Regions from separate parts of the Homo sapiens genome. Here region 2 is linked to region 1. Evidence: read pairs that join two places in POLR2A ChIA-PET (ENCODE). Cell type or tissue: Panc1. All regions are shown on one strand. Links, peaks and the distances in the headings refer to the core of each region. The heading gives the core; the rest is flanking DNA. Region 1 overlaps KIAA0319L (KIAA0319 like). Region 2 has its middle 20 kb from the start of SFPQ.

Evidence for each region. ChIA-PET counts read pairs that join two places held together with the same protein. Peaks named below come from ENCODE experiments on the same cell type or tissue, not always from the same donor. Only the 100,000 strongest peaks of a DNase experiment are listed, where the experiment ranks them.
Region 2: POLR2A ChIA-PET joins it to region 1 with 6 read pairs; 4 of 35 experiments call an interaction of 5 or more read pairs at or near these places.

What each region holds. Positions count from the first base shown.
Region 1 is chr1:35,538,747-35,544,125 of GRCh38, reverse strand. The region is part of intron 2 of KIAA0319L (KIAA0319 like); the gene reads left to right. Among named protein-coding and RNA genes, the nearest start is that of KIAA0319L, 16 kb to the left of the region's middle. RefSeq lists enhancers at 3,988-4,077, 4,128-4,177. In Panc1, for the core only: no CTCF peak of the experiment used is centred there; no DNase peak of the experiment used is centred there; H3K27ac peaks cover 482 bases.
Region 2 is chr1:35,170,447-35,175,825 of GRCh38, reverse strand. No RefSeq gene overlaps it. Among named protein-coding and RNA genes, the nearest start is that of SFPQ, 20 kb to the left of the region's middle. In Panc1, for the core only: no CTCF peak of the experiment used is centred there; no DNase peak of the experiment used is centred there.

The DNA.
Region 1 (5,379 bases), core at 108-5,107:
AAAGTGCTAGGATTACAAGCACGAGCCACCATGCCCGGCCCAGTCTTCAGGATTTTTATGTTTTGTCCCACTTCCATGCTCTAGCCGGTCTGCCCATGCCAGGTCAGCCTGCATTTTGTCCAGTTAGGTAAGTTGAATTCAGTATAGGAAAGTATAAGAAAGGCCATTTGTGATTACACATCTCAGCCATGTTCTCCAGTCATCCTTATCACTTACTATAAAGATAATATTTTGATCTTCATCTGCACCTAACTGCCATGCTTTGTATTTTAATTATTCCCAAACTCTGGGTGGGAGAGATTAATTATCACCCTCAACCTCTACAGAGACTGCAGATGGGACAAAATCACCTCCTGCCTTAGCAAGAGGTCTCTTTACCACTAGTTGCCTTTTTTTGTTGTTGTTGTTCTCATACCTGCCTGTATTCCTGAACCCAAGTAAGTGTCCCTGGCAGGAAAAAGGTACCTGTAGGCCTTGCCCTCACTTGCCTCGTTTGCCCTTACTTTGAGGGCTGTAGCCTCTGTTGTACCAGTCAGAGCCAGTGGTGTCTTTTTCCTTTAAGAGAATGGTATATTTTGAATATGCATTGGTCTTAATCTTCAGGGGAAAAGCATTTTCAGGAGACTTTTTAGGTGGCATTATATCTCTGCTCTTCATGTATCTGTTGGGCACCCAAATTGAGGCAGATGACTAATGGAATATATCTTACAGCAATGAGTCTTCAACAGGAACTTTCTCCTGCCAAATTGTCCTATATTCTTAACTACATTGCAGTACAGGAAGGTAATAAATTATTAATCCTAAATCAGTCTCCTCAGACTGTAGGATAATGACTTGAGTACATGTCACTTGGGGGAAGGTAGAGTTTTCTGGCTGTTAACACAAACCATGCAAGGTTTTTGATTCTAAAATTCAGCTAGCATTGAGCAAGTCTATGGTGTCTTGTTATATCACGATTTAATTGACATAAGTAAGGCCAATCAGAATTTGCTAAAGTTGGTCTCTCTCTCAGTGAAATTAAATCACTGTGTCTTGCTTAAACACTTTAGTGAAAGATAATCATCTTAAATCCTACTATCTTGGAAAACCATAATTTTGGTGGGTTCTTTTTGCCCTTTAGAAGACCTGTGCAAATATAAACTTACTTCCCCATTTGTGTGACAAAATGAAGAGGGATGAGAAAATTAGCATAATTGGGCAGTAAATCCAACTCAATTTAAAAACTATCTTAAATTTATTCTCCTCAGGAATTCCTTAAGGGAGGAAATAATAAAACAGCAGAGGAGTTTATAAAAACAAACAACAATTGCAGGGCCGAAGCATAGCCTTTTGGCTTATTTTGGAGATTTTATTAAAATCTCAGTAATTGGAACAGCTTCTAATTCAAGGCATTGTGTGAAACTGGCAGGAACATAGTCAAGAACTATGTGTGTGGTTAGTGTTTGGACACTTTTTTATTTTTTTAAAGCCTCAGCTCTTCCCTGTGCACACCTATTTTCAGATGAACAGTAGTGAAGGGTTTGGGTCAGAATGGATAGCTCTTGATTTGAGGACCTACCTTTTGAACTTTCTTTCTGATCCTTCTTCCAACAGCTTTCCTAAGAAAAGCCCATATGGTTAAGGTCCTGTAGCCACTTTTGACTCCAGATAGTACTGGATAAGTTCCAGAGAGAGGTTGTAAGAATTGGTCTTGACTACCTGCCTTTTCATCAGCTGAGCAAGAGATAGGAGACAGAGTGGCGAAGGGCGTGGAGCATGGACTTGGGTGTCAGACAAGTCTCAGTCATGGTTTTATAATGTACTGGGTGCTGTTACTGAAACATACTTTCCATCAGGTTCTTCATCTATAAAATGGAAATGACAGTACCTCTTAACAGGATTGTGAGTATTAAATAAAATATTCATGCAAAGGGCTTAGCCTACTCCCAGGTACATAAATAAAACTCAGCAATTGTTAGCAATAACGTAAAAGTTTAATATGGTTAAATTCTTGTCTAACCGCCAGATGACCCAGCAGGCAGGAGGGTTGAGTTCTCTGCTAGCTTCTTAAACCTCTGTCCAGTGGGAGCTTTGTCTGCACATTATTAAGTATGAGGTAGGCAGCTGGGCCTTCTGTATTATTGGGGAAAGTAGGCCTCCATTCATATAGCTTTACAGGTCTGAGACTAATTGAAGCCCATGACAGAATGAATTGTATTGTGCATTTTCCGTGATTGTAATATGCCACTGAGGAGCATGATGGGCCACTTGTTTCTTCCCCCAGCTAAGGAAACATTTCCTCTGGAAGAGGACTCTGTTCTGCTGCCACGACTCCACCTTGCTCTCTGCCCTAGTTCACTTCCCCCAAAACTGATATGTGCCCATGCTTGGCAAGGCCTTGTGGTAGGCCAGGTTGGCTCTGTCTTTGGTCAGGACAGTGTTTTGACTGGGGCTGATTCAACAACACTTTTGGGTTTTGGGTTAGAAGTAGTTTGTAGGCTGGGCGCGGTGGCTCACACCTATAATCCCAGCACTTTGGGAGGCTGCGGTGGGTGGATCACCTGAGGTCAGGAATTCAAGACCAGCCTGGCCAACATGGTGAAACCCCGTCTCTACTAAAAATACAAAAATTAGCCAGGTGTGGTGGTGCATGTCTGTTATCCCAGCTACTCAGGAGGCTGAGGCAGAAGAATCACTTGAACCCAGGAGGGAGAGGTTGCGGTGAGCTGAGATTGCACCATTGCACTCCAGCCTGCGTGACAGAGTTAGATTCCATCTCAAAAAAAAAAAAAAAAAAGGAAAAAAAAAAAAAAGAAGTAGCTTGCAGAGTTTGTCCTGTGCTTCCTTCCTTCAAAACATATTTATCAGGTGCCTGCTATCCTAGGCATTAGAAATGCAGTGGTAAGACCAGGCGCAGTGGCTCATGCTTGTAATCCCAGCAGTTTGGGAGGCCGAGGCAGGTGGATCGTTTGAGGCCAGAAGTTTGAGACCAGTCTGGACAACATAGTGAGACCCTGTAACAAAAAAATAATAAAAAGTTAGCTGTGCTTGATAGTGTGCATCTGTGGTCCCAGCTACTTGAGAGACTGAGGTAAGAGGATCGCTCGAGCCCAGGAAGTCGAGGCTTCAGTGAGCCATGATCACGCTGTTGCACTCCAGCCCGGGCCACAGAGTGAGACTGTCTCAAGAAAAAAAAAAGGGAAAATTAATACATTGGTGAGCAAGACAGATACGGTTTCTGCCCTCATGAAGCTTGCAGTCTGTTAATACCTTTGCCATTCTTAGGGAACAGAAATTCCCTTTGAGAGGGATGGCATTGCTGACATCAAGATTCCCTTCAAGGAGTTTGAGGCTTCCCTAGGGTCCCAAGGTAATGCCATGACAATAGAGACCTAGTCTTCTTTGCAGAATCCTGGGAATGTAGGAGACTAGACAATTTGATGTCTCAAGCTGGTCTTAATAGAATAACCTTCTGCCAAGAATTATGTAAGTGAAGTTCCTGTCCACAAGATGGTATATCTCCAGTTTTCCTTTCTATCCAGTGCTCTGTCTCTCTCACCTTTAATAATCCACATTTCCTGAATAAGCAGTTAGAGTGGTTATTTGGAAATGTGGAAAGAGTGCTATAGCTGCAGCCTTTGCCCCCAAGTTGGAAGTGTGTTCCTGTGGTGATTTCATGGGCGTTAGATACACCCAGCCCATCAGCACTTGAAAGTCTTCTGCATTAGGGTGCTCCTGCCCTTTTGGCATCAGGTTTGTTACTCAGGATCTTAGGTGAACCATTCCAATGCTTAGCATGAAGCAAGCACCAATTATATAAATCTTGAACTTCCCTGGCCAATCACAAAAGGAAACTATAAAATGCCCTAAGAAGAGAAAGAATTATGAATGTCCCTGAATGGTGAGTTAGCCATCACAGACGCTGTCCAAAGGGAAACAGAAGCAGGGAGGAATGCCAGCCAAGGCCTATCTGGAACTCTACCCACTGCAGACTCTGCCCTAAAGATGGGTGCCCAGTGCATCTCACTTCAGTTCCCCTTTTTAAACTCCCTCAGCAGATGACAGGATTTTTAGGAATGCTCTCTTTCTTCCAACTGGCTTAACATTATGTTTTGATTCTAATCCAGCAGCACATTTGAGTTTGAAATAAATGTATGCTTATGAATTCTTTCACTTTTAGGTAATAAGGGGAATGACTAATATTACCAGACCTGGGAGATGGAGTGGGGGGTAACATTGATTCAGTTTCACTTCTGTAGCCTTAATTTCAGATTCAAGTTCACCATTTCAAGAGGACTGCCATCCTGCCTGTTAAGAAATGGCTCCTCTGTTTTTTGTTTGTTTGTTTTTGATACAGCTCAATGTTTATTGTCCTTAACTGAGGGCAACCAGAGTCAGCTGGAGGCTTATGGAAGTGGGGTGGCTACAGTGAATGAATCTTAATCAGAATAAATGAAGCAGCCTTGTAGAGAAAAGCTGAAGAGCCAGCTTCCATCTCAGAAAGTTGAGTAATCTGCATCCTGCTGGGTCAGTCTGTGGCATCTGGCCTGAAGCAAGCAGCCCCATATGCTGAAGCAGTGCCAAGCTGTCTTCTACCTGTGCATTCTACTTCATCAGTTTCTAACTGCTTGGTTTTCAAAATTGCTCTCAGCTGTGCTCCCCAGGGTATGCTTATAAGCTGCACTCTGACATTTCTCACAATGGACTTTTCAAATAACAGCGAGTTTTCCTATTACGCCTTCTGTGAAAAGTTAAAGGGAGGAGTTGGCCCCTGACCTGAGGTCTGCAGACCTGGAACAGGGTTATTTGCTCAGGATGTTCAAGGCAGAAACAAAAGTTTTCTGGCCTATCCCTGGAGACTTTCTCTGACAAGCATACCCTCCTTTCCGTTCCCAAGCTGTTTTGATTGAGCTGTTTCGCCTCCACTCTTTTGTATTTCATGTGGGGGTTGCTACCTTGGCAGCATGGCTGCCTCTGTCAGTGGAGAGGAAGTGGTGGAGAGTAAAGGCCGTATGTGTACGATATGTTTCCAGGGCTTTGCTGTGTCCCTGTGGGTAGTGTGTGTGTGTCAAAGAAAGAGAGAGACACTGAAGAACATTTGGGTGTTCTTATTTCCCTGCCTAGAATTAATACCATTTTTTGAAGCAGCAGAGAAATGTTGCCATTATACAGATGAGGATAAGGAAACGCCAGTTTCCGTGCAGTTAGAGATAGTCTATACTAGATAATTTGGCAGTCAGGAGTGTTGACCAATTTGCCCATATTTTCATTTCTGTCAGTAGAATGTGACTTACAATTAACTTGAAAATGGAGGTATAAGAAAAAAACACAAGTAAAAACACGTCAGAAAAATGAAGTCTATTAAAAGCCACATGATTGCCATAAATAAACCAAACAATA
Region 2 (5,379 bases), core at 226-5,225, 370 kb after region 1:
CCATCCAAAAAGGCCATGTAGGCTAGGCTAGGCTTTGGTACCATTTGTGATTTTGGGCATCCACTGTGGGGGGGTCTTGGAATGTTATCTCCTCACAGACAAGGGAGGACTCTACTGTGTTTTTGATTGGTCTGAGTAATAACGAAGGGCTGTCAATTTCTCAAAGTCAAATAAAATTTGATAATGGAGTGTGAAATGGGTAATTTTTGAGAATATCTAAATGTAAGGAAAAATCTGGAACTGACTTAAAAGCTGTTAGTAAAAATTGTACACAAATTATCTGTCCCCTTCACTCTTGGAGCCCTTATACTAAAACTTGCCAAGCTGTTAGTCTCGCACACTAATTATTATTATTACTATTTTTTGAGACTGAGTCTCTGTTGCCCAGACTGGAGCGTGGTGGCACCATCTCAAAACGTTCAATGCCACCTAGGTTTCACCACGTTGGCCAGGCTGGTTTCAAACTCCTGACCTCAGGTGAACTGCCCACCTCGGCCTCCCAAAAGTGCTGGGATTACAGGTGTGAGCCACCACGCCCGGCCTCACACAAACATTCCAGTTTTACAGTATGTTCTGCCAAAGCAAGCGCTCACTAAAGCATTGGTTCAGGACGAGATCTGAGGCTCATGCTTAAAGGTAATTTGTGTTGCTGTGTTTGCCTGTGGACTTTAATTTGGGGCCTCATTACTAATATTGCAGGATTTCAGGAAGTTAATTATTTTGCTTCAATTGAGCAGAAAAAAATTCAGGTTTGCTTGAGATTATTTGAAATAGCCACAAAGAAAGAGTTGAGGTACATCATCTACTCATCCCGTGAAATATTTTTTCTTTTTTTTTTTGAGGTGGAGTCTCGCTCTGTCGCCCAGGCTAGAGTGCAGTGGTGCATTCTCGGCTCACTGCAAGCTCTTCCTCGGGTTCATGGCATTCTCCTGCCTCAGCCTCCCGAGTAGCTGGGACTACAGGCACCTGCCAGCACACCCGGCTAGTTTTTTTGTATTTTTAGTAGAGACTAAAAATGTTAGCCAGGATGGTGTCGATCTCTTGACATTGTGATCCACCCGCCTCGCCCTCCCAAAGTGCTGGGATTACAGATGTGAGCCACCGCACCGGCCAATATGAAATTTGTATTGAGAAGTTGTGTACAGTTACTCCCAGGAATGAGACCAAGATCTGGTCAATTTTTTTCATACTGTGTTTTTTAAATAATCAGGTCAGCTTACACCCAAATCAAGAATCTTCTTGGAGTCATTGTTTGGCTCAATTCTGTTAATACTTGGTTTTCCCTCTTGTGGATCTGAAGCCTTGTGGTTCTCAAGGCAAAACCAATATAAAGTATATTATAGTGGTTAGGGGTATGTGAGGTCATTATTTCTGCAATTTGCCTGGCTGCGTTATCTTGTAAGTTTGTTTAGTTGTAGTTTGCTCATCTGCAAAACACCTTTTTCATAGGGTCATTGAGATAGAAAGTGATGCAAAAACATTTAGCAGTGCCTAAAGATGCAAAAGGAGCACATGGTATTTTCAAGTCTCTACCAGTGATAAGGTTCACAGGCAAAAACGATATTTCCCTTAGTATACCATGTAATCAGAAGAGCCTGATTAGCAGTTTTTTGATAGCAGGGAGAAAATTTAACTTGCAGATCATGTAGTCCATAGGGAACAATTAGAAAGAGCCTAAGTACTGAAAGGGATGGAAGTCCCAAGGAGAGGCCATCTGTTGCCAGTGTACTTAACCTCAAATGATAAGTAGAATTAAGTACAAGAATTGCTGCATAGCAGAGTTGTTGATTAGTTGGTATGTTAAGTACTTGACACAATACCTGACTCAGGTGTTCTAAAACAATAAGGGTGGAGAAGCCTAGAACTTAAACATGGCAAAGTCCACATTTTAACAAAATAGTGGGCACATAATGTTTTGTATCTAAAACAGGTTTAGTTCTAAACAGACTTGAAGAAACAGCACTATTGAAATAACTAAAGGATTCAGAGGTAAAGAAATTGTGGAAAGAATACACATAATTGGGGAAATATTCCATAATAACATTGTTAACATGGTAATACTTCACTAGGCTGCAGATTCAGCATAATCCTAGCCAATTTCTTGAAATTGATAAACTGATTGTGAAATTCACATAGAATATTGTAAGAGACCCAGAATAGCCAAAACAATCTTGGAAACAAATCTTGAACAAAGTCGAATTCACACTTCTGATTTCAAAACTTACTACAAAGCAATGGTAATCAAGGCTGTTGTACTAGCACAAGCATAGATGTAGAGTAATAGAATTGAGAGTCCAGAAATAAACACTCACGCATATGGCCAGCTGATTTTCAACAAGGGTACCAAAATCATCCGATAGAGAAATAATGGTGTTTTCAACAAGTGGTGCTGGGAAACTAGGTAGCCACATGTAAAAAAAGTTAGACCACACCTCACACCATATACAAAAATTAAAAAATGGATTGAAGCCCTAAATATGAGAACAAAAACTAAATATTTGCAAATCGTGCAGCTGATAAGGGATTTGTATGTAGAATATATAAAGAATTCTTAGGACTGGCTGGGCATGGTGGCTCATACCTATAATCCTAGCTGAGGCAGGAGGATCTCTTGAGGCCAGGAATTCAAGACCATCCTGCACAGCATGGCAAGACCCTGACTCTATAAAAAATTTAAAAATAAGGTGGGTGTGGTGGCACCTGCCTGTATTCCCAGCTATTCAGGAGGCTGAGGTGGGAGGATCACTTGAGCCCAGAAGGCTGAGGCTGCAGTGAGCTGTAATGGCACCACTGCACTCCAGCCTGGGTGACAGAGCAAGACCCTGTCTCAAAAAAATGAAAAAAATAATATTTAGTAAACACACTTAAGACATAGGCACTGATGCCTGTAATCCCAGCACTTTGAGAGGCCAAGGCAGGCAGATCACTTGAGGCCAGGAGTTCAAGACCAGCCTGGCTAACATAGTGAAACCCCGACTCTAGTAAAAATACAAAAAATTAGCCAGGTGTGGTGGCTGGTACCTGTAATCCCAGGTACTCAGGAGGCTGAGACAGGAGAATCATTTGAACCCAGGAGGTGGAGGTTGTGCACTCCAGCCTGGGCGACAGAGCAAGACTCCGTCTCGAAAAAGGCAAGGTGAATAGATATTTCTCAAGGAAGATTAGTAAGTGGCTAATAAGCTCCTGAAAAGATGCTAGACATTATTAGTCATTAGGGAAATCCAATCAAAACCCTTTACACTCATTAGGCTAGAATCAAGGCCAGGCTTGGTAGCTCACGCTTGTAAAACCAGCACTTTGGGAGGCCAAGGCGGGTGGGTCACTTGAGGTCAGGAGTTTGAGACCAGCCTGGCCAACATGGCAAAACTCTACTGAAAATACAAAATTAGCCAGGTGTGGTGGCGCATGCCTGTACTCCCAGCTGCTTGGGAGGCTGGGGCAGGAGGATCATTTGAACCTGGGAGGTGGAGTTTGCAGTGAGCTGAGATCGTGCCACTGCACTCCAGCCTGAGTGACAGAGTGAGACTCCATCTTGGGCGGGGGAGGCGGGGGGCAGAAATGGGAACCCTCATACATCACTGGTGGAAATGTAAACTGGTGCAGCCATGTTGGGAAACAGTCTCGCAATTCGGCAAATAAACATAGGGTCACCAAGTGACCCAGCAATTCCAATGCCCAAGAGAAACGAAAACATTTGCTCAATAACTTGTATGCAGATGTTTATACCAGCATTAATAATAGCCAAAAGCGCCAGGTTTGGTGGCTCACATCGGTAATCCTAATACTTTGGGAGGCCAAGGCAGGAGAGTTGCTTGAGCCCCAGAGTTTGGGAGTAGCTAGCCTGGGCAGCATGGTGAAACCCCATCTCTACAAAAAATACAAAAATTAGCTAGGCATGGTGGCACTGTGCCAGAACACCTGAGCCCAGGAAGTCGAGGCTGTGGTGAGCTGTGATTGTGCCACCTCATTCCAGCCTAGGTGGCAGAGCGAGACCCTGTCTCAATAATAATAACTAAAAGGTAGAAACAACGCAAATGTCCATCAACTGATGAATGGATGAGCAAAATGTAGTATATCTGTACGAAAGAATATTATTAATCCATAACAAGGAATGAAGTACTGATAACATGCCACAGCATGAGTAAAGCTTGAAAACATGCTAAGTGAAAGAAGCCAGTCACAAAAGACCACATATTGTATTCACATGAAATGGCCAGAACATGGAAATCTACAGAGACAAAGTAGATTAGAGGAAGTGGCCGAGAGAGTGATGGGGAATAATAGGTGTATCATAGCTGAATGATGCAGGGTTTCTTTTTGAGGTAATGAAAATATTCTAGGCCAGGCACAGTGGCTCACGCCTGTAATCCCAACACTTTGGGAAACTGAGGTGGGTGGGTCACCTGAGGTCAGGAGTTCAAGACCAGCCTGGCCAACGTGGTGAAACCCCATCTCTACTAAAAATACAAAAATTAGCCAGGTGCATGCCTATAATCCCAGCTACTAGGAGGCTGAAGCATGAGAATCACTTGAACCCAGGAGGTTGAGGTTGTAGTGAGCCAAGATGGAGCCACTACACTCCAGCCTGGGCAAGAGAGTGAGACTCCATCTCAAAAAAATAAAATAAAATATTCTAAAATTGAGTGGTGATGGATGCACATATCTGTGAATACACTGAAAACCATTGAATTGTATAAATGGATCAACTGTTAGATGTGTGAATTATATTTAAATAAAGCTTTATTGAAAAAAGACTTGGAGTGGTGTAAGAAGAGGCCTTGGCTGGGCGTGGTGGCTCACGCCTGTAATCCCAACACTTTGGGAGGCTGAGGTGCGCAGATCACCTGAGGTCAGGAGTTCGAGACCAGCCTGGCCAACATGGTAAAACCCCATCTCTACTAAAAATACAAAAAAATTAGCAGGCGTGGTGGCACACACCTGTAATTTCAGCTGCTTATGAGGCTGAGGCAGGAGAATTGCTTGAACCTGGGAGGCGGAGGTTACAGTGAGCCAAGATCGTGCCACTGCCCTCCATTCTGGGCAACAGAGTGAGACTCCATCTTAAAAAAAAAAAAAGGTCTTATAGGCACGGGTGAGATCATAAAAGGCCTTGTAGGCCATGCTAAGTATTTTGAACTTTATCTGAAGAGCAGTGGGAATCCTTGAACAAGAGCACCTGGATTATTAAAATCACTTCCTCACTGGTTTTACCCTCTGCTGTGCTGTAGTCTGTTTCTTAGCACTACCTCTAGTTCAGTTATCTATTGCTTCCTAACACACTACCCCTAAACTCAGTGGCTTTAGACAACAACTCATTATGGTTTTCAGGGTTGGCTGGGCTTGGCCAGGCAGCTCCAGGTCAGAGGGAGGCCAGGTCTG